7 separate regions of the Mus musculus genome follow, and regions 2, 3, 4, 5, 6 and 7 are each linked to region 1. The links are chromatin loops, found by intact Hi-C in ENCODE. Cell type or tissue: heart. All regions are shown on one strand. Region 1 has its middle 200 kb from the start of 9530026F06Rik. Region 2 has its middle 2.4 kb from the start of Nrp2. Region 3 overlaps Pard3b (par-3 family cell polarity regulator beta). Region 4 has its middle 100 kb from the start of 9530026F06Rik. Region 5 overlaps Pard3b (par-3 family cell polarity regulator beta). Region 6 overlaps Gm35252 (a long non-coding RNA gene). Region 7 holds the start of 9530026F06Rik (RIKEN cDNA 9530026F06 gene).

What was found. Hi-C counts contacts between places; a loop is a spot of excess contacts. Peaks named below come from ENCODE experiments on the same cell type or tissue, not always from the same donor. Only the 100,000 strongest peaks of a DNase experiment are listed, where the experiment ranks them.
Region 2: a loop joins it to region 1, with 3 times the contacts of the local background. A loop is called at or near these places in 14 of 42 quality-filtered maps.
Region 3: it touches region 1 in a loop (2.8-fold over the local background); 4 of 42 quality-filtered maps call a loop at or near these places.
Region 4: a loop joins it to region 1, with 3 times the contacts of the local background. A loop is called at or near these places in 3 of 42 quality-filtered maps.
Region 5: a loop joins it to region 1, with 9 times the contacts of the local background. A loop is called at or near these places in 17 of 42 quality-filtered maps.
Region 6: it touches region 1 in a loop (1.9-fold over the local background); 2 of 42 quality-filtered maps call a loop at or near these places.
Region 7: a loop joins it to region 1, with 9 times the contacts of the local background. A loop is called at or near these places in 18 of 42 quality-filtered maps.

Annotation. Positions count from the first base shown.
Region 1 is chr1:61,179,763-61,183,762 of GRCm38, reverse strand. No RefSeq gene overlaps it. Among named protein-coding and RNA genes, the nearest start is that of 9530026F06Rik, 200 kb to the left of the region's middle. In heart, a CTCF peak has its summit at 2,469 (motif pointing left); a DNase peak (open chromatin) is centred at 2,462; H3K4me3 peaks cover 538 bases; H3K27ac peaks cover 913 bases; H3K27me3 peaks cover 444 bases.
Region 2 is chr1:62,698,892-62,702,891 of GRCm38, reverse strand. No RefSeq gene overlaps it. Among named protein-coding and RNA genes, the nearest start is that of Nrp2, 2.4 kb to the left of the region's middle. In heart, a CTCF peak has its summit at 1,648 (motif pointing right); a DNase peak (open chromatin) is centred at 1,641; H3K4me3 peaks cover 408 bases; H3K27ac peaks cover 197 bases; H3K27me3 peaks cover 345 bases.
Region 3 is chr1:61,930,757-61,934,756 of GRCm38, reverse strand. The region is part of intron 2 of Pard3b (par-3 family cell polarity regulator beta); the gene reads right to left. Among named protein-coding and RNA genes, the nearest start is that of Pard3bos1, 68 kb to the right of the region's middle. In heart, no CTCF peak of the experiment used is centred here; no DNase peak of the experiment used is centred here.
Region 4 is chr1:61,275,622-61,279,621 of GRCm38, reverse strand. No RefSeq gene overlaps it. Among named protein-coding and RNA genes, the nearest start is that of 9530026F06Rik, 100 kb to the left of the region's middle. In heart, no CTCF peak of the experiment used is centred here; a DNase peak (open chromatin) is centred at 2,241.
Region 5 is chr1:61,769,900-61,773,899 of GRCm38, reverse strand. The region is part of intron 2 of Pard3b (par-3 family cell polarity regulator beta); the gene reads right to left. It overlaps Pard3bos1 (a long non-coding RNA gene), which reads left to right. Exons shown (of 4, transcript XR_373443.3): 4 at 1,814-1,946. Among named protein-coding and RNA genes, the nearest start is that of Pard3bos1, 93 kb to the left of the region's middle. In heart, a CTCF peak has its summit at 2,465 (motif pointing right); no DNase peak of the experiment used is centred here.
Region 6 is chr1:62,927,903-62,931,902 of GRCm38, reverse strand. All of the region lies in intron 3 of Gm35252 (a long non-coding RNA gene), which reads left to right. Among named protein-coding and RNA genes, the nearest start is that of Gm35252, 27 kb to the left of the region's middle. In heart, a CTCF peak has its summit at 2,180 (motif pointing right); no DNase peak of the experiment used is centred here; H3K27me3 peaks cover 453 bases.
Region 7 is chr1:61,374,774-61,378,773 of GRCm38, reverse strand. 9530026F06Rik (RIKEN cDNA 9530026F06 gene) reads right to left here and starts at 342. Exons shown (of 5, transcript NR_040483.1): 1 at 218-342. In heart, a CTCF peak has its summit at 1,505 (motif pointing left); a DNase peak (open chromatin) is centred at 2,173.

The DNA.
Region 1 (4,000 bases):
AGGAAGCAGCCTGTGCAATAGGAGAAAATATTTGGAAGCCTTCAATACGATGAAGTGTTGAAAGCCAAAATGTACAGAGGACTCAGACAGGGCATCAGCAAGGGAGCAGGTGACTTGCTTTAAAACGTGTACAAGACCTGACTAGAAGAAGACCTACAGGTGGTCAGCGGGTGGATGAAGCAGTGTTCACACTGCAAAGCACCGGGAAGATGCAAAGTCAAACCTCAGTGAGGGGCCACCTATCAAAACAAAAGACAGCAAGTGTTATAGGGAGAGAGAGAGACCAAGGAACCCTTGTGCGACATTGGTAGGATTACAAGTTAGCATAGCCATTATGGAAAACGGTGGAGAAGTTTCTCAAAACAAACAAACAAACAAACAAACAAACACAGAAACTGCAACCATATATGATCCAAAACATCCCATTTCCAGATCTAAAAATGGAAATGAAATCTGTCAATCAGACCTCTGCAGTCTCTAGTTCACTGCTGAACTGTTCACAATAAGCAAGATCTAGAAGCAACCAACACATACATTGACAGATAGAGGATAAAGAAAATGTGACATGTGCGCGTGCGAGTGCACACACGCACACACACGCACACACACACACAGGTGGGGGTGGGGGAGGGGAGAGAACATTCTGCTATTCTCAGCCACACAGGTGAAACCAGAAAGCAATGTGTTAGCTGCAGCACAGAGAGACGACTGGTATATGGCTCTGTTTACGTGTGGAACGTAAAAGAACAATCTCACGGAAGCAAAGAGGAGAGTGGAAGTGTAGTGCCAGGATAAAGGTGAGGGGCAGAAAAGTAGTCCCGAAGATCAGAGGAAAAGTTAGGCAGCAGAAATAAGTTCTGAAAATGCATTGTACAGTGTGATTGCTGTAATTAATAGATCTTAAATGTTAGTGTGTGGGGGCGGATAACTGTGTTAACTAGCTTGAGTGTATGGTCAACTTACATTGTGTACGTACATTTATATCTAGTGTACATCTTACATATTACAATGTTTGTCAGTTATTCCTCAGTAAGGCTGGGAAATCATACAAAGAGCATGCATGATAAGGGTAAAATTCATCAAGATATGCATGATATTTCCTTTACTGTGACTTTAATCCCCAGAGGTGCTGAAATTCTGAGTTCTTCAAACCACCCTTTAGGGACCGTGCCTAATTTCCTTATCGGTTCCATATGTTTAGTAATGTGGTCCCAGGGGTTGGGAATCAGCATTCCTTGGTCACCCCGTTTCCCTGGCTTCCAAAAGTTCAGAGTCAACCGGAGATGAATGTTAGCATCCTGGTTTGCAAGTTTCTCTGGGTCCTCAGAGACCACTTGCTCGCCGACTTTTCTCAATGGCTTCATCTTGTTAAATTCCTTGAATGATTTTGCAGGGGCCCAGAGAGCCCTGGGAGGTACTTCATACTTATGAAAGTCATCTCTGTACAGCTCCCCCTCCCCCATTATTCACTCAACAGTCCCAGTTAGCACATGGGCATCAGAATGGTGTAACAGAATGAACTAGCTGGTTTTGAAGCCTGCCTCTAATTCCAGAGGCCCCTGGGTAGGTTCTTTAGCTTCCATGGCCTTGCCTATAAAATGAACCAATTACTTCTTAAGGTCAAGGTTTTGAACTGATTAAAGAAAATGGCATACCTTAGCAAGGAGCTCTAGTCAAAGTAGACACATACACACACACACACACACACACACACACACCCCAATTCTCTGTGTAGTGGGAAGAGACAGAGACAGAGAGATCAATAAGCAAGACAAGCACTAGGAAATGCTAAGTTGCTGTATGCCAGTGAATGTGTGCTCTAAGAGTCTTATGAAGTGGAGACCAGCTAAGCTGGTATCTACAGAGAAGGGATGGCCAAAGCAAGGATAGACCTCCACTGGAGGATGGTTAGATGGGGCATCTGCTACTAGGAAACAAACTCCTTTTGCCTCTGGTTATGAAACACCACAAACATTTTGGGGGACAAACATGCTTTTTCCCGTTTGGACTTCCTGGGCATTTAAAGGCCTTACAGGATACCAGCCAAATAGCCATAATAGACATAGAGTTACGACTCCCTGCACCACAGCTGTAAGGAAACAGAGTGTGGTATGTGCCCGGCTGGGTTTGCGGGACCACGTTTTACATTTTCCTCTTCTCCGATCTGTGGCTTCAAGAGGTGCAGTGGTTACGGTGAGATAAAAAATTCTCAGCTGCTGATATCAGCGGAAATGATTAGAAGGGGGTGGGGCAAGGCAGAAGTCATCTTTTAGTTCAAATTGTTGTAAATCAGACCAGAAAACTGGGCTATACATTATGCTTTTGTTACTCTGAGAGTTAAATTACAAGGAAATGAACTGTGCATAATAATTTCCTCACGTCACCGACTTTCCTGCTTCTCTGCTAATGCGTTTGCCTCCAAAGCTGGTTAATGCAAAGAGCCATCTCTGGGCCAACAGTGCCCCCTAGTGCCTGGTTTCTGCAAGGTGGCTGCAGGGGGCGGGCAGACTGGAGGCAACCTCCTGAACAAAGAGGCATCTGCCTTATACACGTTGACCTGGTATCTCCAGTTTTCGGTATCAATAAAGGACAGTACTATTTCTCACAGATATCTTTGTCAGTTTGTTAGTACCTACACAGCCAAAGCTGGGGAATCACAGACCGCACCAGAAATTCTCTCATCTAAAGAGTGAATAAATGCAAATATGCATCATGACATATTTGGTGAAAGAAAAAAGAAGCAGCTAATGTGGGTATCCCTGCCTGTTCTCACCAGTCCACTCACCGATTGAGCTCTCCATGTTTTTTCAGTTCCATTTTCGAAGGGGGAACAACCCCGGTATGGCAGCCCTGCCTCCTCCACCCTTCCTCCCAAAGGCCTGGCTGAATTCCTGCAGAGCAGAGGGAACAACCCTGATTGTTCCCTGGACCTGCAAAGCCTTTGACTGGGATTTTTTTCCCCCTCAAACCAAAGCATTTTTTTTTTCTTACATCAGAGATTCAACTAGAGAACTCATAAAGTGGCTTCCAACCGGCTGGTCTTAAACAGCAACAGAAAATAGTCTCATTTAAGTACTTTCTCCCCAGCCTCTCTGAGTCTGAAAGGTGACTTAGGAGGCAGGACAGAACAAGTCTGCCTTCTGTCGATTGCCCTTTGATTATAACGATGGACACAGAGAGCTGTTCATGCCCAGAGCACTCCCTGGCACACACATACACATTGCCTCCTTTCATCTATTAAATGGACAAGGTTGGGAGGTGGCATTACCATGTGACTTCAAATTACTCTAAGCTAACTCTTCTTTCCCCTTTCTGGCCCCAGCTCAGGTGGGACCAAGTACAAGTGACTACCGCCTAGATGGTCTTGTCACATTTCAAAGCCTAATGTCCTATTACACACACACACACACACACACACACACACACACACACACACACACAGGGAAAGCCTGGGAAAGCTTGCTTGCTGGGAGTGCATAGGTTCCAGGCTCTGGGTTCTTGATAGGTCTGGAGTCAGTATGCATAAACTCTGGAGTAGGGAGAGGCACCTGTGGGTTGGAATCCAGACACCAGCAAGCAGATGAAGGCGCAGCATTTAAGTGTTACCTATGGGCTTAGCCACTGACAGGATCTCAGCAGAATTTATGGAGAGCCTCATTCATTGTAACAGCAATAGGCTCCATTTTAATGAATCCCCTTGGTAGTATAGTCATCACTCAGACAGGAACAACTGTTATATAGGTCTGTGCACCCTTTCGTTGACCTTTGAGCCTTCCAGCCGAAACCAAATCCTCCCCATCCTCTCCCCCAGTTGCACAAAAAATTTCATATTTAAAATGAGTCAATGTGTGTCCAGATTAGAGTACCATGGGGGTGGGAAGAGAGTAGAGCAGCCGTGAGCCCAGAGTCCAGTGAGGAAGGTAAGTGGGTTTAGTTGGAGGCACGATTCCCTTCATAAATAGCATGAAATAGAATTTCATGTAACAAATTAATGTGTGTG
Region 2 (4,000 bases), 1.5 Mb before region 1:
AGCCAGTCCGCGGCTCAGCTCTGTGTTCCCAGAGGCAGCAAAGCGTGGCGGCGACACACACAGTCAGCCTTTAGCCTTCTCTGAACCAAACCTCAAATACTTCTTGGGCTTACTTCTCAGATCCTTTGTTGTGTCCCAAACAGGATCCTCTGCGGTCTGGGTTAGGATTTACTTCAACATGTGCCCTTAACTTGTAACTATCTGTAAACGAGGGACGATTTTATTGAATAAAGAATTTCTCCGGGCAATTAAATTCCCCACCCCCACCCCTGGCCACCCAATACACCTTCAAGCTTCCAACATAGTATAGGTACAGGGAGGCCTCTTGGACTGCTACTGTAACTACTTCTGTTCATGTTTCCCCAAGGTATTGTGGTCACAATGTTGACAGAAAGAAAATAGCATTGTGTTACCTATTTTTAAGTGGAGACATGAAAACTGTTTCAAGGCGCTATAAGCTAACAGTTGGAGAAAACACTTGCATCTTTGTTTCTGAGGGTGGCTGGGTGATCCCCAACTGTCATATTCACCAGGCACCCTTGCTTTACCATGATCAAGATCCAACAGAGCACACCTGGCAACCTTTTCAGTCCCCTTCCTAGCAGTCTGAAGATTAGGAAACATAAAGTTTGGGTGAGAAGGGACATGAACATCTGACTATACCATTTTTCCCCCTTAGCGTGGACTTATGGGTTCTTCTGGGTGGTTTCTCTCCTTATCTGGACTTGCCATTAGCGTTGTTTATCACAGCCAGTGTTTGAAAAAAAAAATCTGTAACTCTCACTTAACTGTTATTTACATGGAGATAAACACAAACAAAATTGAATCAGAAGTGATTTGCAACTAGTTAAATGAGGGATTTTCCAGTGGAAGTCCAGAGCCTGAATACCACATGGTTAATCTTAACTGCCTGGCTGCAAAGGGCTGGAGTTAGAGGCCCTCTGAGTTCTTCCAGAGAGCAACACATACACACACACACACACACACACACACACACACGTGCACACGCATGCACCACTCAAATACTCATAGGGGCTAATTTTGATTTCCTTTATCCTTTCTTTCCCTTCCCTGGGTTCTTCGATGAAGGAAGAGGGGAAGCCTGGAGTTTGGACCTTAAGTTCAAATCCTGGCTTGTGTTGTTGGCAAAACACTAATCCAAGAACAAACAACGCTATCTGTACTAACAGTGCCTGCAAGGAAAGAGTTACTTAGTGTCACAACCCCACTGCTCTCCAGGCATAGAAAACCATTCCTACTTAGACTAGAGATGCACACAGCAGCTTTCTGAGAACATGACAAAGGGCAGAGAGATGACTGGGGAGAGAGAAAGAAACCCAAAGCCCATTGGGAAGCCATAGGATGACAACCCCGAACTGCTGGGCTTGGGACCTCAGACTTGAGGGTTCCCATCTAGCTGCTTCCAAGGTTCTCCTTCGTTCTGGGAAAAGTCAGTAAGATTCAGCGTTCTGTCCCTGGATCCTGCTTCTGCCCATATGGATCTTCGTTTTCTCAGAGGTGTTCTAAAGGGGGCGCTAACTTGCTTCCTGGAAGCCTCTGTGCCTCTGCATGCAAGACTTGACTGCAGTCCACTGGAGTGAAGGCTTCCTGTTCTGCAGATGGCCAGAGGGAGGGAGAACCCCTGGGGAGTCAAACTGGTCAGAGCTTTTCCAATCCTCTAGGGGGCAGCACTCAATAAATAATGCCCATGCCACCAAAGGCCTCTACATCCGTGCTGGGAAGCTCCTGCCTTTTCAAAGGACTTCAGCAGACCAGGGGAAATTCAAAATCAGGCTACTGAATCTTCCAGCCTGCTCTGAACAATAGCGGAACTGGCCCCCAAACAGCTCGTAGTGAAGTGAGGACTCCTGAAATTACCTCTCATTCAGCTGGGATGCTCACATCACCATCCTTAATTATGAATTAATAATAATAATAATAATAATAATAATAATAATAATAATAATAGGTGGTCCTTAGGTGGGGAGGAGTGGGTTAGGAGAACATAGAGCAAGTTTCCAGATGACACTAAAAGGAAACTGTCCTCAGACACTTCCTGTGGAAAGTCAGGATATCCTGAGCTATACAGTCCCAAACTTTAAGGGCATTAGAATCATGGGGGGTGGGGAGGTGTTAAAAGTCCATCTCTTGGGTCACCAGCCTCCTGTGGGTAGAATTCCATAATCTGAGATGACTTCTGGGTATCTGTACTTTTTCCTACACATGTTTTAGATGATTTTTGACTCATAGGCCAATTGAACAATAATTCTGATATATGCTATTTACTGTACAGCCTTTGGTGCATCTCCTATTGAAGGATATTTGGAAAAGTACTCCCTTTACTCTTTCTCTGTGAACACTTTTTTTTTGGGGGGGGGGTCTGATGTTTCAGATTCCGGGAGAGCCTCACCAAGAATATATCCACAAAAGTGCCAGAATGGTGCAGCTCCTGGCTTTACTGTGTGACTTTGAGAAGCGGTGGGCCTAAGAACCTATTTGGAAACCACCTCAAAGATGATCTGGGGTAGCAAGGAGAGTTGGAGCAACATGGTCAGAGGGCCAGTTATTGGAGTTTGTGGAGCTGGATTCAGCCCCCCCCCCCCAGCCCCCATACAAGCATCACTGGTTGCTGCTAGCAGCTTCTTCAGGTATGCCTTTCCATTTGTGTTCATCAAATTGGATTAAGTGTTCATAGATGCGTGACTATGCAGGGGGCATGGAAACCAGACAGGCACTGGGGTTCTGCCTCCTGGGAACACAGGATCTCAAAGCTCCAGAAGTTTTCATGCTTCCACAATAGACACCACCTGTCACATGCTGTTCCCTTATCGGAGCCCTCGCTTCAACAAGCTCTCACCCTGAAAGGGAGAGATAGAGGCATAATTACATCTTAATCTGTAATTTACGGCTCTGTCCCAGTTAATGTTTAGCTGCATCTGTCTCAGAAGCAAACCTTTGGTTAAAATGTAATAGATCCTCATTTTGTATTCTCTCTCTTGTTTGATGTTGAAGTCCAGGTTCTGATCAATAGGAGTCCCCCATACCCCCACCCCCAACATACTTTGAAAATACTTATTTTTTTCCTTAACATACTTGAACACCACTTAATTGTTTCTTTTTTTTTTTGGTATTGTATTTAGTGGGTTCCCAGAATCCTTGCAGATTCTCATGGAAATCTTTTCCATTTCAAATTGTGTGTATGTATGTCTCAGCCTTAGACCTAAATTTGACAGGAGGAACCCTTGTAAATAAAACACAAGAGGCAACCAAATGCAAAATGTATTCAAATATCCCTTGGCAAGAAAAAACACAAGGCTTTCTGCTTCCTCTGCTCTCTTTGGGTTCATCATGGAGCTGAGTTCCCTCCTCAATGCTAATTTATGTACATTTGGAGCTTTGGAACATCAAAAAGACTGACCCCACAAACCCCTTCCTCTAAAGAAGCCCTTTTTATGGTAACTACTCACCATGATGGAGAACCTGTGCTTTTCACCTGGTGTTGGGTATTAGTTTCTCTGAGACTGAAATATTCCGGCTGTCCTGGAACTCTCTTTGTAGACCAGGGTGGTCTTGAACATGGAGGTCCGCCTGTTGGGCCTAAAGACATGTACTACCATTGCTCAACAGGGAGGTTCTTAAAATGTTAAAGTCAACAACTCAAAATAGCTTCAGGAAGACCCTGAAACTGACCAGATTCATTAGAACCCTTCCTGCCCAAGCAAACAAGAGACCTGCGAGTCCCTCTAAGAATGAAGGAAGCTGAGCTGCAAAGAAGACTCTGAGAGCAGACCTGGAAGAGGTTTAGACCGGAGTCATTTGGAAGGGACAATCTCCAACCTGTTGATCTGCCTGCAGGCTGTGCAGTGAGCTCTAGGTTCCCAGCACTGTGCGCTGTCACCCCATGCTGGGGTGAACCTTGGTGATGCTGCTCTCTTTGAGTTAATTCTGTTCCCGTAAGCAACCCCTTACCCAAATTCTTATAAGTAACCTCAATAAAACT
Region 3 (4,000 bases), 750 kb before region 1:
AGTCCAGTTGTGCCTTGTTCTCCTTGAGCACAGGAATGATTTTAAATCTGCTACAATTCCCAACAATATCTGGGCCTTAGGTCTAACTCTGCCTCTCCTGGAACACTCAACAGTCAGAGACAAAGCACCGGAGCTCATTCACAGCTGCAGTACAAGAATGCCATCACCAATAATGACTATCTCAGTGAAGCCCCAACTTGCTAACAGTGACTATTTTCTTATTTTTAAAATATAAACAATAAATCCTACCTCATGGGGCTTTCATGAGGATGGAACAAACATAGGCCAAGACCAGAATAAATAGTGTTCAATTCTTTCTGAGAAAATAAATCTGTTTCCACATATACATAGCCCTATTACTTAAGAAAAATGTATGTGTTTCAAAAAGGAAGTCTCCTTTTCTATTTATAATACTACAACTTCATTGAGGAAAGTCTGTATATTTTAAATAACATTCCTCTGATGCTTACAATGTCCTCATTCTTCCAGAAAGAACTCAAATTATTAAACTTTCACTTCACATTTCCTTAGTAAGGTGTGTGTGTGTTTCACTCGTTTCAACAGTTGCATCTCAAAAGCAGTTATGATCTATTAATACTTTTCACCTCATTGGTTCTCTCATTAGCAATAATCTCATTTGCAATGGTTTTCTAGGATTAAGTGGACTTTCAAATGCCTTCAATCTGCAACTGACTATGGCAAGACCTCACTTAAAAACTTTTTGAAACTAACACTTATGATTGTCCATATGTATGAGAACATGAGAGCTCTGATAACACATACACTGTGTAATGTTCAAATCGGGAGAGGCATATCCATAGCCTCAAACAGTTGCCATTTCTTTCCTCTGAAACTTAAAAAAAAATCCTCTCATATATTTTTTGAAATATACTAACATTTTTACATCTGGAATCCTCCCACCAAAAAGCCCATGTGTTAAAAGCTCAGCACCAGCTTCGCACTGAGAGTGGAAACTAAGAGATGAGACATAGCAGGAAGCCTTATGCAAATGTGTCCTTGAAGGAGCTTTAGAACTAGGCCTCTCCCTTCCCTCTTTATTTACTTGTGGGTTGATCTGAGGTGAGCAGTTTTGCTCCACCTCAGGCTCTCAAGTTGAACTTTCCCTCTATTTACATTGACTATCTCAGATATTTTGTTACAGTAACACACACACACACACACACACACACACATTACTTATGATTCCCACATTGTTAAAAACAAGATCAGAACAAACTTCTATTTTTCAAGCCTTAGGATGGAAGACTTAGTGATTATCTTGTTTTCCCAAAGGAAATGCAGTTCATCTATATGAATGCAGAACATGAATTGCTGTCCATATGGAAACATCAAGGGACAAAATAGGTCTTGACAGTATTTTGAAAGATACACAGTTATGGATAAGGGGCTCTGTTGGTGAGGAAGATGAGAAGGAGTAGACAGAGATGGTGGTGATGAGATACTCTTCAGTAGTTATTAGATCTCAGCCACAGGTAAGATTTGCAATCTTCTCAAATACTTCCTTGGTAAGGGCTTAAACTAAAATGAAGCAGAGATTACATACAGGGCTGGCTCCACAGATCCTCTTTACATATGAAAACAAAAAGAGACATTAAAGTTAGCTATATAGTTCTCAGTTGATACTGGATTTAAACCCATTTTCCTGCTGGTTACAAAACACTATGTTTTGTTACCAATATAATAAAGGTTCCAATGACAAGGGATGCCCAGCAGCCCCCTTGGAAACTTATTGTCACCAGCATTTCCAGAGACAGTGAGAAAAATCTATGAATTTTTATTTTTTGATGATTATAAACAAATTGGAGAAACTGATAAGATGCTTTCTAAACTTGGACATGGGGTCTTTATAAGAGCATGGGAGTTCATTATGCATATGGGAAGATTTAAAGCAATGTTTTTCTAGTAAGGAGTAGTAGATTGGAACAAAAATCTCCAAAATTCTACCTTAACATCCAACGCATTCCCACTGGTACTTTACCACAGTCTTAACTTTCTGTTTCCATTGTAGCAGTTCAGAACAGTGGAGATTCACAACTTCTTCCCTTCCCTCAAAAGCTTCTAAGTCAGTGCAAAAGGCATGATTCTGCATTCAGAATTATTCATGTTTACTTCAATAAGGGCTAGCAGCTTCTAAAACAAATCAGTGATTTTGAAAAGTTCCCCAGGCAGGGCCTCCAGTTTGGAACCTGTCAGATCAGTCTGCCCCCTTCTACAGAAACAGTTCCTGGCATGCCAGCCCTCCTATGTGAAGATGGAGGGAGGGAGGTATACTGAGAGGCAGTCTACAGAAACAGGTTTGTAGGCAGCTATTTGCCAAAAACCTAACAATACTTGTGATAATGCATTCTACTGACATTTCACCATTTTCCAATCATTCTGAATATTAGAAGGATTACAGCAGGTTTATCTGATTCTTTTCCTCATGGAAGGTACTATCTAGAAAAGATATTTAAAGAAACACAACACTAAACTAGACAACAATAACTGCACATAAAATAACTCAAACACTGACAGGTGATGGAGAAGTCTCATTGGAGATATATGTCCAGGAAGAAGAGGATAGAGCAAAAGTGTCATTTAAAGCTTTGAGAGAGGAAAAGCAACAGGAATAACTAAGGATGCCCTGGAACCTCAGCTCTCCTAATCCAGTGATGAATGCATGCATTGGCAATCCATTCTTCCCTTCCCTTCCCTTCCCTTCCCTTCCCTTCCCTTCCCAGAGGCAAGGCCTTTGTGTACAATACACACAGTCCCAGAGTTTCTTTCATTCATCTTGCCTGGAAGCCACTGGGAATTTCTCTTTTCAAAGAAACCTTCACAGGGACAACAAGCCACTGTCTAGCAAGTCTATAAAGTCCAACACCTTGCCTCATTTCACAGATTAGGGCACACATGTTAAAGCAACTGATTTCCTCAACCACTGGAGATAACAATGGTGGGTGTGGTGAGCTAAATAGAATATAGGAAAAAAAGAAAGTTTAAATATTGCTCAATGTGCAATCTTGTCAATGTATCAACAAAATTATGTATAGAATATAAGACCATCTGTGAAGAAAAAGCTGCCAAATTAAAATTTATCAACTTATAGATGTTGAGGTGCTAATCTGTTCCACAAATACACAAACAGATAGATATGCACATATGGAATGACCAACCAAACAAAAGTGCTCGCCATATTGGCAAGCTTAAAATAATAATAATAGAAAATTTTCAATTAAGTAGCTAAAAGTTAACGTTCAAAGTCATATTTTCCTGTAATACATATGTGTCTGTGTTTAAGTATGAAGTAGACATCAATTGTTTTAAATTATGTTTTAAGATGAAAAAAGTGTTATAGAAACATCCTAACCTTATACCACAGGTGATCCCAACGAGTTTCTTTAGAAGGCTTCTCCAACGTTCTCCTTAATAAAACATTGAATCAAGATGCAAAGAAACATACATCAGCCAAAACACTGCAGCATGTTTGTTCTAATATAATCACAGGATGTTGGCTCCACTCCTAGATAATTATTGCATTAGTTAGCCAGGGCTCCCTGTAGGGATATGCAATTTTTTAAAGTAGTTAGACCAGATATCCTGTCCATGGGAAAGTCATTTGTGTGCAACCCCATGTCAGCTGCATCTTTCTGGGTGATAACAACCCTCTGGCACACTCAGCTAATATTCAAACTGCCTATGTACTTGACCACCATCTTCCTGCCCTCACTTTCTATACACATGATACACACATACAACATATATAATCTCACATGTCATATGTAATACAACATACACACACATGGAATTTGCTAGAAACCAGGGAAAAAAAGAGATGGCAAGCAACTGATAAATCCAACATGCTCAACAACTCTAAGTCACAAATATATCTTTGAGTCTCCAGCAAACCTTTCTTTGCATGAGCAATGACAGCCCCTCTGAAAACACTGCAAGGCTTCTTTCAGAAAAGAGGGTCATTTGGTAGAGCAATCTCCATGTA
Region 4 (4,000 bases), 96 kb before region 1:
CCCCAATGGAGGAGTTAGGGGAAGGACTGAAGGAGCTGAAGGGGACTTATCTGGCATCAGTAGGAGGGGAGGCCCTTGGTCCTGTGAAGGTTTGATGCCCTAGTGTAGATGAACGCTAGGGCATAAAGGTGGGTGAGTGGGTGAGCACCCTCATAGAAGCAAGGGGAGGGGGTATGGGGTATGGGGTTTTTCAAAGCGGAAACTAGGAAAGGGGATAACATTTCGAATGTAAACAAATAAAATATCAATTAAAAATGGAAGATTAAAATTATGGTTCTTTAAAAAGACTTTTAGCTTGTAGTCAGTTGTAGTCACACACACACACACACACACACACACACACACACACACACACACACACAGAGCCATCTTTTCTAGCAGTGGATACTATTGATTTCTTTTCTAAGGATACTGAGACTGTCCTCCCCAGACCCTCTCATTTACCTTTTCCTTGGCTTTAAGGCATGGTCCCTTATTCCCCTGAGCTAGTGTAGATATTTACTTCTAGACATTTCCCAGATGTGCAAAGCCACGGGGTGCAATCATAAGAAAAGCCTAAGTGAAAAGCTAGAACAGAAGACAATATCTAAAGAGAAGCAAAGGTAGAATAAAGAGTAGAATCGCATCAGAAATGTAATCACAGGCTCTGGTCACCCTGATGTCATATACGTGCCCCACTGAAGGGTTGGATAGACAATAAATTCGCTCTACTGTCTGTGGGTCCTCACGAGCAATATTAGTTACCAGGAAACTAGAAAAAAAATTGACCAAGAGACTTGCTTCTCAACCTCCCAGTCTTCTCCTGTCAGTGACCCTCTTCTCCTGTGTGTCCCACGGTCATCGTCTCCATTTCAAAACTGGCCTTCTAGCCAGACCCAAGAGTTTTCTTTTTGCTCCTGACATTATTTCCCAATGGAATTTTCTTTTTCCTTTCAAATATCCTCAGGTCTTCACAGTCTCTTACATTGCACTATCCTAGACTGTTATTTCTTTGTCTTTCCTCCAAGAAGGTTATCTCCTTCTTAGCCCTTAAATATCAGGATCTCAGAGGTTAGCCCATGAGCTCCTATGCCTCAACGCTTTCACTACCATCCTCATAACTCATTTTTTTTTCTTTTTCAGGTATGTATGGTAGAATTTGGCCTGAATCTATAATTAAACCACCCTTTGAACATGTAGAAGACCAAGAGAAGGAGTTGAGTTGCCCAGGGTTGAAAACTGGACAGTAGCATCCTGCTTCGAAGGAAGCTACCCATGATGCATGTAGAATGGAATCTTTTAGTCTCAGCACGTTACATAATTGCTTACGGTCCCCAAGTGAATGCATTATTGTGTATCTTGGTCTATAGCTGTCTATGTGGCCAGATTGTAAGAATTTTTATCATACATCTTTGGCCACAAAAAATATGAAATCTTTGTTTATAAACACAATCTTTTTAATCATAATTATACCACTGTGGCCAGGAAAGTATTTTTGAATCAAATCATGTTAAGCGAATTTTATTATTTGATCAATTTCTCTATATAAAGCACTTAAACAATTTCCACTTTTTTTTCCATTTTCATTTAACCAAAATTGTTTTCAAAATCAATCCTTTCTCATGAATTTTATGATGATGATTCAATTTATCCATCAGGTTTCTTCCACAAACATATCAAATGTTGCCTATTATACCTTCTGCTATTATGAGTTCCCTCTTATGACTCTCATTCTCCTGAGTATAATTGTCCAGGGTCAAATTTTACACATAAAATTTTTGTTAAAAATATTTCACTCGCCTGTTACTTTCTAGTTAAGGAAACATTATCCCATAGGTAGTTTTAGTCCTTGTCAGTTGCTCCAAGCAAGTTTATTTTATCTGAAATCCACTTTTGAATTTTCATTGTTACAGAAGGGATGACTCCTTCAGCTATTTTTATTTGTCATAAATTCTATTGTTTACAAGCTTGACCCCTTGCCGATTTTGTTTTGTGTGTGTTTTTTTCTGTGTTATATTAATTATAGACAAAAGGCTGAAGTTTTTCATTTCATGAATATAGGCCCAAATGCCAGGGAAAGTCCCACTGAGTTTTGTTCTAGACACTTGGGATATGTGTGGGGAAGCAGATAAGCCCTTCTGCTCTTAGGTAATTTCCTTCCTGATGGGGGAGAGAAGACAGCATACAAGCAAGCAAACAAATGTGAAAAAAAACATATTGAAATAAGGACTGTGAAAAACATTAACACTGTATGACCGTGACAGTAGAGGCGTCGTGTGAGAGTGCTTGTCCAGAAGAGACAGGGCTAATCTGTGAGCTGAGACCTGAATGAGCCACTTACATGGATAGGAGATGTGCCTGAACAATTACATTTGCTAAAATTATTACTTGTGTTTGCTGCTTCTCACTGTCCCCTGGTGTGGGCCATGTCTGATGTCCTTGGTGGACTGAAGGAACAGTTGTGGAAACATGCCTTTCATTTGTCTTCCATTTTGCCCTTCACTACTGCGAATTGATTGTTCCTTAAGATTTTGTATCATCAAATATAAATGAGATTTAAATATGGATTTTCTTTCTGATAAAAAAAGTATAATTTTAAAGCTTAAAATACTGAGTTCTTCCTAGAGTCACATGAGTCTGAGGCTCTGAATATGAACACATACCCAGAGGGCAACTGTGGGCCTTTCTCTTTCAGTGAAACTTGCAGCTCATGGGCAGGTGTTACAAACACTCTTGTTACAGAGAGAGGAGAGAGAGAGAGAGAGAGAGAGAGAGAGAGAGAGAGAGAGAGAGAGAGAGAAGGAAGGGACACGGATGGAGGGAGGGAGGGAGGGAGAGAGAGAGAGAGAGAGAGAGAGAGAGAGAGAACAGTTAACAGCTGGCCACACAGAGATAGACGAGAGAGAGAGAGAGAGAGAGAGAGAGAGAGAGAGAGAGAGAGAGAGAACAGTTAACAGCTGGCCACACAGAGATAGACACCATGGCCATCTGTGGCTTAAATGGCAGTCACAGTTATGTTTGCACTTTCCCCAAGGACATTAGCTCAAAAACATGCTCTCGTTCCTTCTCAGGGCCTGCAAGGGCACTCAGGGAGGGACAGTGGACTTTTGGTTGTACCTTCCATCTGAAGGGATAAAGCAGCTGTCTTGTCCGTCCCTTCCTGCCCCCTTCCCATTTTTGTGATGTATAAATTGACACATCCATGCCCTCTGACATGATAAGTCAGCAAAGCGTAGGTTTTGTTTAGAGAGACCATTTAAAACAAACAGATGAACCACACACAATATTTTTACTTCTAAGAATCTGGACTACTTTGCATTAACATCGAATCATTGAAAGGGCTCCAAGGAAAACTGTATAATGTAACATAGACTGCCAATGCTTAAATTTTTCTTTCCTTATGGAATCACAAGTAACATGCTTAAAATAAATAAATAAACACAGCCTCTACTTAGGAGTTTAGATTTATGTGTTGTGGTTACATATAAAACAGCAGGAATAACATTTAAATCATTTTGGTTTTGCATTCTCAGTGAAAAATTTGTCATGGTGAATACATACCCTAGGGAAACATTAACATTTGGGTGATTTTTCTATTACTGTGAAGCATTAGCAAGTCACTTGGCCACTAAACTCTTGTATTTCCTTTGGACAATTCAATATGCTCATCTACTTGTCTGCATCTTATACCCATCACGTGCCAGCAAATCTTTAGAGCTCAGAATAGAAAAATAAGAATGATAGGATTTCTACCCTCAAAAATGCATTGGCTATCAAGAGGGAAGCATAAAAATAAACAACTATATTGTGTGTTCTGTTAAGTACCCCAGTCTGTGTTGTCTTTTGGTCAATGCAGCAATAACATGTGACAAACACCGTGGCTGTAAACAATGCAAATCCACTCTTCCAAAGTTCAGGAAGTCAGTGAACCAGCTCCCTTGGGAGGCTTTGCAGAGAAATCCAATTCTTTATCTTGCCCAGCCTACAAAGGCTGCCTTGACTTAGCCTCTTTCTTCATCTT
Region 5 (4,000 bases), 590 kb before region 1:
TATCCTTATTATGTGTATAGTGCTTTAATATTTTCATTGAATTTTCACACACAACTTCTATCTTTCCCTGTGACACTAAGATTATTTACCACTCCCATTTTACCAGTGAGAAAACTGAAATTCTGAATGATCAAATTATTTAACATTGGAAAGTGTTCATTTATTTTTTCTACATTATCTGAATTCTAAGTAAGGGCTAGGCACAGTTACAGGCACTGGAAACAAGCAATGGATAAAACTATCAACCAATATTATGTATGTATGTGTATGTATATGTGTGCATATATATATATATATGTATATGTATACATATATATGCATATATAGATACATATACATCATATACATCATATACATATACATATACATATACATATACATATACATATACATATGTAAGTATGTGTCCTAAATTATCAGAGACCAGGCACAAGGACCAATAGGCATGCTAAACAAGTAAAACACTGGAAGTATAGAACAGGTAGGAGGTGCATGTAAGAAAGAAACCATAGCTTTACTACTGTTGCCATTTAGCATGCTTCAGACAGCTGGGGGGAAGTGGGTATTCCAGGGACTCATAACAGAACCTATGAGACTTGTACTTTATTCAAGTACAAATGCCTATTATCATCCACAGTGACAGGTCCCAGGATGTCCTTCAGACACCAACCTCTATGGATAGATGCCCACATCCCTAACAGGACAAGAAGTTGCATATGAGTCATATGTACTTTATATATGTATTTTAAAGCATGGGCACATTACTAAGCATAGCTAACAGAGCATAACTATTCCATATGCAGCTATTGTATTGATCATGTGTTAAAGCCAAGGGGAGGTAAAACCAATGTGTCCCAACAGCAGGGACAACCATCCTAGGCTTCCAGATAACAATGGTGGAACAAATGTTAAAGAGAGATTGAGGACCTGTGAGGTGGGGTGTGCTTACATACACATTCAGTGTAGCCCTGACACAGGGCAAACACAAGTGAAGTCGTTGATGCTCTCTGGAATTCTTTTCTTGGTACTTCTGATTCACAGCTGTTTGAATCCAGAGATTCTAAATCTGTAAATACAGATTGAAAACCACATTCCTAGATGGGATATGCTTTAAGCAATACATTTAAAATAATGCAAATCCAATCTTTTTTACTTTGATAGTATATTTGATAGCTAAATTTACTATGTAATGTAACACACTAGAACCTAACAGTTATTCTCCTGAGCATGTGGCTTCACACTGTGGCTAGGTTATTTATCACACATGATATAATATCACATAAAATTACTGCATTGTTTTAGCTTCAATTACCCATGAGAAAGCCATGACACAAAGAAAGGGGCTACGTTGCTGAAAGCCATTCAGGTAAGAAAACCAATAACAAAGATCATTCCCAACAGTTGCCATAACCTTAGTCTGGACTTTTATTTATTAAAATTGTTATCTCTGTAAATGCAAAGATGGGGATAAAAAACACGAAAAAAGAATTAAAAATAAACTGTGCTCAGATGATTAAGACTTTGAAAAAACTTATTAGTTCAAGACTAGAAGAAGGATATTCTATTGACAGGAGAGAAAAGAGAACATAGGGCTTGCCCCTGGCAGAAGTCGGCCCTCAACAGCAGCTTCGATCAGAATGCCAAAGAGGAAATGCTAAAATGGACTCCGGAAAGAAACCAGCCACAGTCATGAAGTCCAGGAGTCCAAGAGACTTCCCTGGTTCAGATACTTCCTGTTTAGGAAGATGTTAAAGTTAGTCCATAAGACTAGTATACTTTGGATCTAAAATTCTATAATTTTATTACTCTCTAGCAGAAAGTCATCTTGAGGCCCGTGCCATGGGCCTTGTAAGCAGAAGCACTTCTCTCCTCCCCTACAAGCTTCCATATTTCTTTCTGAAGCACTGTTTAAACCTCTAGGCACATCATAACTTCAAGATCCCTTCAAAATGTAAGTGTTCCAGAATTAAATTTACTATATTATTATTTAAGAAAATATAATAGATTTAGAACAATTATTTTATGTTAAGGTAGAAGTATCACTAATAAATTAAGTGTTCAAAAATAACCCAGGATTGTAAAAAAATATATATAATAATTCAGTATCTTTTAAAAAGGATTAATGTAGCAACAACACTTCCCAAGCAAAACACAACATACACCATGGATTGTCTAGTTACACACTAAAGTCACACATATCTTAGTACAATCAGCCATCAACCTTTCAGTCAGTAAAAAGGAAGTTGAGAAAGCCAAAAATAGAAACAAGTTTTATGAATGCAAAGAGTGTCCTTGGCCATTTTTGAAAAACTTAAGAGAGCAGAGATATGTATGTGTAAACTCTCCCTTTACTATCCACCTCTGATCTGGGATCTATACTAAAAAGACAAAAGACATTTTCTAACTGGGGGAGTGTCAAATTTCAAACTGTTTTCTGAGCTGGCTTCTAAGTGACTGTGCCATCCACCAGAGGGCAACAGAGTGCTCTGAGAAAGCAAGTGGCAGTGTGTCTGACTAGGTCACTAGTTCATTCACTGTGCACAAGAGTCTCCCTTTGAATATGTGAAGATCCCTGAATGCTGAGTATGTTAACAGACAGTGTGTTCCTGTTCTAAATTTAGTCCTGCTGGCATTTCATTTCTCACATAATAATAATATCTTAATCCAAATATTGTGTCATATTAATCAAGTATCTCCTTATAAAACTATTTTGAGCAATTAAATAACTTTAAAACAAATTTTATAAGATTTGTTTGAAACTATTAAAGTATGCATTAAGTTAGTTTCTTTGGTGTTTCAGTACTTAATCTCAAACACTTAGTACTTAAATCAAGACATGCACATGAAAATATCATAATAATAGTATTATATCATTAAAAGACAGCAAGGGACACTAAACACATAACTCTTCTACACTAACACTACACTAACTAACATTTTGCTGTTAAATAAATTGTTGAACCTGAGGATAAGGCAGACAAAAGTCTAACAAGTACTTATACCAAACACAAAGACAAAGCTGAGCTGATAGTGTAGTACTTGAACATGAGACAGCACATGGTATTCAAGGGTCAAGGCCCAGTTGTGCAAGTCAAGAGCTCCTGGCCTGCCTTCAAGTTTAGCACTTCCCATCTGTAAAACCTAGCTGTAAATAAAGAAATTTTCTGTGATGGTATACTATACTTCACACACCACACCACACACACACACACACACACACACACACACACACGTGTGTGTGTGTGTGTGTGTGTATGTATATATATTACATATATATACACATATGTGTATATATGTATTACAGTTAGGGTTAGGGTTGGAGGTTAGGGCTAGGGCATATATACATATGTATGTATGGTTATGGAAGGAATTCAATTTTCATAAAAATTATATACTTTCATATTTACATAGTTTTATGTTGTAGTTGTCTTTTTTAACCATGCCAACAATTCACAATGTGAGTTACTGTTTTAAGAGTCTATTATTGAGTAACAAGACCATGGGATTCAGAAGTCATCTCTTTATCAAACTAAGTAAATGAATTAGATCTTTCTCCAATTTTACATCAAATCATTCCACCTCTAGTTTCTAGCCTTTATTGAACTGCACTGATTTTCCGAAAGCAAAGCAACCACAGCTGACACCGCTTTGGGACTGTAATTGCTGTTGGGATCTTGGCTTCTCCATTACTTGGTCCAGCCTATCTACAGCCCTCATTGCCAGTTCCCCTGTAGGTAGTCCATCCCAGGAATGCAAGTGTTATGACTTGAGCATGAGTCTTCACACCCAGCCAATCTTCTCTGTGCCTGCTCTCTGTCCATATTCCATCTGTGAATGAGTATTCACCAAGTAATTTACACATAAAAGCCCAACTGTGCCTCCAGCCTTCTTGAGCAGGTTTGATATCCAACAGGAGGTCCACAAACCATCAGTTGAAATTACTACTTACTGTGAATTGACTAAAAGTAAGAGAAACAAGTTTGGTGGGCTCTGCTTCCAG
Region 6 (4,000 bases), 1.7 Mb before region 1:
GTGGGTCCCGACCTGCCAGCTGAGTGTTCCCACACAGACCTCAGTGTGGATGGTGCATCCAACGAGCCCACAGCTCTCCTCTGGTAGGGGCAGCACTCCATCTCAAAAGAAAGCTGACTCAAAATATAATGACTCAAGGAAATGGTCCATTTGGGTTTGCTTGCCAGCAGAGGTCCTGGCAGGCAGACAAGTGGTGTTTCTCTCTGTTCCTGCTCCTGATGGAGGGTCCCCATTCCTCAGTGTTGGGTCTGTTAGTCTCTGGTGCAGTGGAACTAACAGATAATGAGGGCCAGGATGAGGGCCACAACCAGGCTGCTTACATCACACCACCTTCCCTGGTGTAGGCATATCCCTTAGTACCTGCTAGAAAACTTGTGCCCCAGGAAGAAGTTAGATGGAGGGTTCAGGGTCTCTGTCAGCTCTGTGGAGTCAGGAGGTGGGACTTACAGGGGCCCTGTGACTGGAGAAGAAGTTCCACTGTGCAAGAACATTTAATGAGGTCAGGAGAATGAGGTGGGTGTGGAGTAAGGCAGAGCTTTAAAAGGAGGCGAGGCAAATTTGGCCAACCTTTGGTGACTCTGAGAGCCAGCTCTTCCTTCCTCCCCTCAGCTTTGTACGGGCCCTTGTCTTTACAGCCTGGTACCTGTTCACTTTCTACCCATACAATCTGTGATCTGTGAACAGGGATAAAACTTCTTCGAGGACACATGGCTGAGCTGACTGGCACTTTATATGCAATGATTGGATGACTCTAAAACACCAGTGCTCACCCATTTTGATCCATAAAATAGCAGTTTCATGTGGCACAACCTAGCCGGATTTAATTCCTAAGTCACCTTAAGAGATAAAACGGTCATTTCCACTTCCCAGATGAAGAGGTTGCAAGTCAGGTCACCTGCTCCAAACTGTGCAGGAGGCTATAAGGATGAGAAAATAAGTACAAGGTCTTGACACCAGGCCAGCTCAGAATCGATGAATCCAGGGCACCATCACACCCATCTCTTCAAATATGTAGACATCAAAAATGGCTTCATGGCTGGGTGTTATAGCTCACAGGTTGAGCGCTTGCCCAGTGTGTGTTAATACTCACTGTTCAATCTCAGCACAAGGAAAAGTAAAACACCCCCTAACAACACCGACCCCCCAAATAAACCAACAAGACCAGCCTCCTATGCCCTGCCCTCTGCAGGAGGAATATCACTGTGGTTGATAGCCTCGCTTAGAAACTGGCATCACAAACTAATGTACTTGAGGAGTCTCTTTCTCTCACCTAACATCTAAATACCCTATGTTTCTTGTCTCTGCTAAAAATATCTTCCTCACTGGGCCTGTGAGACACGGGTAAGAATGGAAGGGAAGGTTGGCTGGCATCGAAACTTATAAAATGTGCCCCCTCTGATTTAAGAAGTAGTACATACTCAGTGTAGAAAATTATGACACCCACAGAAAGCAGAAAAAAAAAAAAACCGGAATAGCAGTATTTAGCTAGAATTGCAGTGATTTATAAAATATAGGATTTGAATTGATTCTTTGGGATGGCATGCAATGTATTTTGCTGATATTTTCCAATAGTTCTTTTAGGAAATAGGTTCAAAGTGACTCTTAACGGTGCTATTTTTAGTGGCTGTATACCACTCCCCCCACTGGCCTGGTAGGCTGTTGGCAGGACTGCAGAGTTATAACTTAAGTCATAAAGTACATTCTTATGCAGAACTCTTTGTGTATAATGATATTTATCAAAGGAAACTTCCAGGACTTGTCTTATACATACCAGAAGTCAAAGGGGAATTGACTGCCCCCCCATCCCTCCTACCATCAACCTTTGCAAAAATCCTGCTGATTCAGCTCTTCCATACAAGGCTGAGCACAGAACCCAAGCAGAGTCAGTTGACTGCACTTGACCCTCAAGGTTTCTGCCAGCTTCCCTGCTGTCCTTTGAAGGTTGTGAGGTAGGGTCACCAAGGTGGGCATTTGGAAACAGTCAGATACTTGCAGATGAATAGTGTCCGCGAGGAAAATCTGCAGGCTTTATCTTAATCGTGTTTGATCTCGACCCCCAAAGTTTAAAGCAAAAAAATACTTCAGACGTCCTGTATTTTCTCTTTTGATAAAAAAAAATGTGTGTTCAAGGTAGTAAAAAGCAAAAGACCTCATTGAGGGCTTCTCAACCGGGAACAAATAGCCCACAAGGTGGCGCTGTCCCCCCTCGAAGTGCCTGTGGCCTGGCTGAGTTCCCCAGGGAAGAGGCAGGAACCTGAGGCAGAAGGACTGGTCCGAGGTCCTGGGTGGGAAAGGCTTATCTCTGTCTCTCCTTTCACAGCTTCTTTATTCAATGAGCAACGCTCTTGTCCCTACACCCCTCCCTCCACTGCATACACTGATTTCCTTGGGTGTCTTGGAAGCCCTGTCCCTTGTCCCCCTTCCCCAAACTTTATACCCAGCCTCTGTTCCAGGGCAAACCCCTCCTGATGGATTTTGTTTTCTTCACTTTTCTCTATTTCCCTTCTCTCTCCTCTATTTTTTGGGGGGAGGGGGTTTGGTTTTGAGACCAGGGTCTTATGTCTCTCAGGCTTGCCTTGAACCCTATGTAAGCAAAGATGATCTCCAGTGTCTGGTCCTTCTCCTCCAGCACTGGAGCTGGGATTATAAGCATGCATACTTTATGTGGGATACATCCGGGGATTCATGCTTGTTAGACAAGCACTGTACCGGCTCAGCTACAGCCCCACCCTTCCACATCCCCACCGACCCTTCTCTTCCTCACACTTAACTGGTTATAATTTTAAAAGGCGATGTGTACTTATTCATAGATTTAGTAAGATCCGAGGGGGCACTTTTAAAGTATAAAGGGAACAGCTGCAGATATTGATCAGTGAGAGAGCATTTGGAGAATATTCACAAGGAACTAGTTCTGACTCTGGTACTAAAACCAAACCAACTGAAAACGGACTCTAAATTTCTTTACTAGTTTTCCTTAGAGAAAGAAAGAAAGAAAGAAAGAAAGAAAGAAAGAAAGAGAGAGAGAGAGAGAAAAAAAGAAAGAAAGAAAGAAAGAGAGAAAGAGAAAGAGAAAGAAAGAGAGAAAGAAAGAAAGAAAGAGAAAGAAAGAAAGAAAGAACCAAAGCCAACCAAAGATTAAATTATTGGCTATCTGTCTATCTATATTGAAAAGTCACTGGAGTTGAGAAAAGTGATGAAGATAGTAGTTGATAATCAAAAGGTATTTTAATGCATTGGTATTCAGGTTGTAAATAAATATGCACCTGTTGGGAGTGTGGGAAATACAGCACTGAAATAATATCCATGTACCAGCTACCATGTAATGAACTTGTGTGTCTGAGCCTTTTCCTGGGGTCCTTACTTCTCTTGAGGAGCAGAGGCTGGTGAGAGTGAAAACCTGGCCAAGGTGCCTGGGAGGAAAAGGGGTGTGGCTGGGGTCTGATGTTTAAACCATCAGCTCCAAATCCTGTTCTCTGGGCTGGCTGAGTTTTAACTCAGAAGGCCATTCCAGTGGGCCTGGGTAGTGTGTCTGGCTTTGACATCCTTCCTTATGGATAGAAGATTCAAGGTGTTCCTAGGATTTTAGTCCCTTTCAGGTTCTGGAAAAGGGAGAAGTCAGACTTAGGAATCAGGGGGCCCAAACAAAGATGCCGTTGTAGGAGCAATGGAAGAACAGTTCTACAGGTCTTACCCTGTGAGAAGTCAAAGGAGTGGCCGCTGCCCACGCAGTGGGAGGAGCTGGTGGTCACTTCTCACTGGGCCCTAGAAATTAGTGAAAACAGTTCCAATTCATGAGGGTTGTCTGTGGGTCAGGAGTTAGGAGAGGAAGTGGGTGCCTAAATTACAAAGGTTCACCCCCAAGAGTCAGCCCAGTGAGCTATTGTCAGGCACATGCTCCACAGTGAGAGAACAGAAGCCAGTCTCCCTGTATCTGTTGGCCAAGATTGGTCCTTTTGAGCTTTATTCCACTGAAGTGAGCATCCCTTTTCTCAGTGAAGTC
Region 7 (4,000 bases), 200 kb before region 1:
GCCCTAATGAAAACAGAATTCGGAGTTGGAGTCTCCTCTGCTGCGGCACTCATGATATGTTACGATGGAGAGAGAGCCGCATTGCTCTGAACCATGGCTGCAGCATAGCTTCTCTATGGACAGATGGGAAAACAGGTCTAGGCACTCTTCCTCTAGTGTGCATGGTACTGTCCTATCCCAGAACTTGGGTTAAACAGGTTCTTTTTATTCAGATTACCTCCTCTGTGCTCTGTCAACACCGCCTCTACCGCCATCTATTTCCTGGTTCATCTCACCCCGCACTGAGGTTTCCTGAGCAGCTGGGTGCTGTCCATTCTGAGCGTCCTCTAGACAGTGTTTCTTAATTCCAGGAGTGACTTGCATTCCGACCTCCCTTCCTCGCCCCTCCCTCCTTCAGTTCCCTGTCCTTTTGAACAACCCTTGCAAGACCCGTGTCTGCACTAGGCTTGCTGGTCATGCTTTGTGAGTTAGGTCTTGCTCATTCCGCAGGCACCCTTCAAAGCTTTGGGGTCCATTTCACCCCCTGTCAGCAAGTCCTGTTCTCATATCAATGGAATTGTTCTGTTTGTTACTCTGTGGTCCTGGACATGTGCCTTCTTCATCTCTCCTACTCACAGGCTGTCTGAGTGTAGGGATTAGATCATGCACATCTGTATCTGAGTGTAGGGATTAGATCATGCACATCTGTATACGCCTGCACCTTTCACCTCGACACAGGTGCTCACTTTTTAAAAATGAGGCCCATGGAAAACGCAGCAGCACTGCAGTCACCTGCAAACTGGCCTACGTTGCAGACTCTCAGTCTCCACCCACATCCATGAATCAGCATCTACATTTTAACAAGAGGTGTGAGAAGCTGTGCACTCTAGGGGAAAACGGCAAAATAGTTAAGAGAAATGGCTTCTGGTCTAGACCTTGAGGCTTGGGATGTTGGAGTGAGTATCAACACCATCTCTCCACATCTCCAGTGGGAATAAATACAACTAATAAAAGTCTCCTTATCCAGGAGCATTAGCGAAGAAAAGAAAATGTAAGTAAACCCCTCAGAACATTGAAGCACTCAATAATGCAACATCAGCTATCATTGCCCAATTAAAAGTGGTTAACTTTAATTGAATTCTAACTGCTACCTACAATAGACAAGAAAAATGAATCACGGCTCTGCATGGATTTCAGAAACATGAAATGTCAAAGGTAATAAATAAAAATATTAAAAGCCCTTTAGCAATCATTAAGGAGAATACCGAATAATTCCTGTATCAAGCCGTAAGCGCTCCGGTGCGGTGAAACCTTTAAAATAACCATCCCCCAGTTTTTTGCTGTGTCACTAGCTTTTCTTCTCCTGTGCAGTCTTTTCGGGCTGCTTTATTCTGCTCCACCTAAAGAATAACTTCATATAGTGAATTTTGTTTCTCAAGACTCTTGGATCTCCCTGTTGCCTTCAGGATTACCTGAGCGGCCATAAACCGCTGGGCTTGCTTGGCTGAAACCTGTGCACACACTGCCCCCTAGCGGGTCCTTTCTGTCATCACGCTGAAAGCCAAACCAAAAAAAAAAAATAAAAAAACAGACCAAAACAAAAAACCGAGAGCAATCCCTCGGCTTGCCCCTGGCTCAACATAAAAGCTCTGACTGCCTGCCCAGCTTTAAAACTAGCACCAAGCCACTGTGTGCATGAAGCAATAATAATTTGCAGTATTGTTGGAATTTACTAGAATCTGTGAGGCAGAATCTAATATCTAATACTTGGGTTTAATTCCCTCAAATGTTAGAAATGAAGATATTAACAGTGAGTCTAGAATGAAGATTAATTTGAACAGTACACATCCGTGTCTCACAGTGTGTCCAAAGCTTACTCTGCTAAGGGATGACTGGGTGACGTTATCAGCTGAGGGGATTTGTTCAACAAATGGAGTTTGAGAGGCTACTTTGTACTGAACAGAGTTTTCACACCCAAACCCCTGCTCTTAAGGGAGTGACATTCCAATTAATATCTGTGACCATCTATCATCATCTCTCAGATGTCCCTCAGGGCTTCCTGGGAGTTTCTTTTGGCTCCCAGGAGGTGTGAACTTGCCTTGGAGCAGAAACTAAGGGTATTTGTGTCTTGGTGACTCCCAATCCTCACCCTATGATATACCACTCCCTCATGCTCCACCCCTCATGCCCCCCACGCCCCGCCCTATTTTTCATGTCATCCAATGGGCTGCTTTGACTTTTTCTTCCTTTCTGTTTTGCTCCTTATCGAATCATTTTAAAGTTTAGTGGTTTTGTTGACTTTGTCTGTGTGTTCCTGGCCTCACTCTAAGCCTCCTTGGAGCATTACCAACTGTACACAAAGCCAATACCGAAAACTAACCCCAGCACGACCTCAGCCTTGCTTTGCTCTGTGTCACTTTGGGCTCCTGTCAGCACTCCCATAGGTACAGATCTAATTTCCCATCTCTTTGACTTAGATGAAAACCTCAGCTGCTCCGTGTGAGAAATAAACATTCAATAATATACAGGTTGCAATGTTGCTATACATATGTGCCAGGAAATATAATGTTTTGTCATTATATCTCTATCTGTCTGTCTGTCTGTCTGTCTGTCTGTCTGCGTGCGTGCGTGCGTGCGTGTGTGCGTGTGTGTGTGTGTGTGTGTGTGTGAGTGAGTGTGTGTGTGTGTAGGTGTGTTGCTGTCTGTCATGGGATCTTTGTCTTGGCTCTGGAGTAAAGAGAAAGCAATGCCTCTGTCCCCATGCTCATTCTGACTCCATCTGCTAGTCTCCTAAGCATCCTTCCTGCTACTTCTAATTTCCTTCTGTCACTCCTTTAGAAAGAACACCACCAAACCCCACTGTTCTTGGTCTCTTGGTGTCAGAATTCCTTTGCCTGGGAAGTTGTTGATAGAGTCAACTTGTGACCTTCCTAATCTTTGATCCCTTCCTGGGGTCCTAGCTGAGATGGTGATGGAGCAGACGGTGAGGCTAGAAACTATCTAACCCAGCATGGCTCATGTGCCTGAATTCTAGGTGATCCTGTGTACAGGATTCCTTCTTTTTCAGGGCTCTCCAGAGATGAGACTGAAGGGTAGCACAGATAGGTCACTTTAGACCACACATTTCTTAGTCAGTGTCATCTATGAACCTTCCATGGCTGTCCCTCAAACCACTAAAAATCCATTCTTGGTATTCGATTTATGCCCCTCCATACTTTTCTTTTTCTTTTTAAAATTTATTTCATGTCTATGACTACACTGCAGCTGTCTTCAGACACACCAGAAGAGGGGCATCAGATCCCATTACAGATGGTTGTGAGCCACCATGTGGTTGCTGGGGCTTGAACTCAGGACCTTTGGAAGAGCAGTCAGTGCTCTTAACCGCTGAGCCATCTCTCCAGCCCTGCTCCTCTACTTTACATCTTGTTGACATCTTGTCTGTGGACTTTCTGATACTAGAGGAATGCTAGAGACATGGACAGGCTCTTGGTAAAGGAGACAGAGCTGGTCATAGTGGTACATGCTTACAGTCCCAGCATTCAAGTTGTGGAGGCAGAAGAATCATGATGGTAGGCCAGCCTTGTCTACACAACTAAGATATTGTTTTAAACAAACAAACAAACAAACAAACAAACAAACAAGGACTGTGGATGTAGTTCAGCTGTAGAGTGCTTATTCATCTCATGAGGCCCTGGTTCAATCACTGGCACTGAAAAATAATTGGCAGAGACATATATGGAGAATGGCCTGTTTACAGGCGTTGTGCATTTTAAAATCTTTAATAACCATACTGATAGTGGTTTCACAGATGAGAGACAGGAATCTTATTAGAGAGTCCATGTGAGTCCTTCAGCATTAGATAGCTCAACACAATAACAGCAGAATTTAAACCTACACTATACTAATTTTCCTTGGATAAGGGTCCTTATTTGAGACCCATCTGCACCCTTATTTGGAGAGTAAAACTGATAACTCATCCCAATGGTTAGGGAAACATTCTCTAACACACAGGTTAGAAACT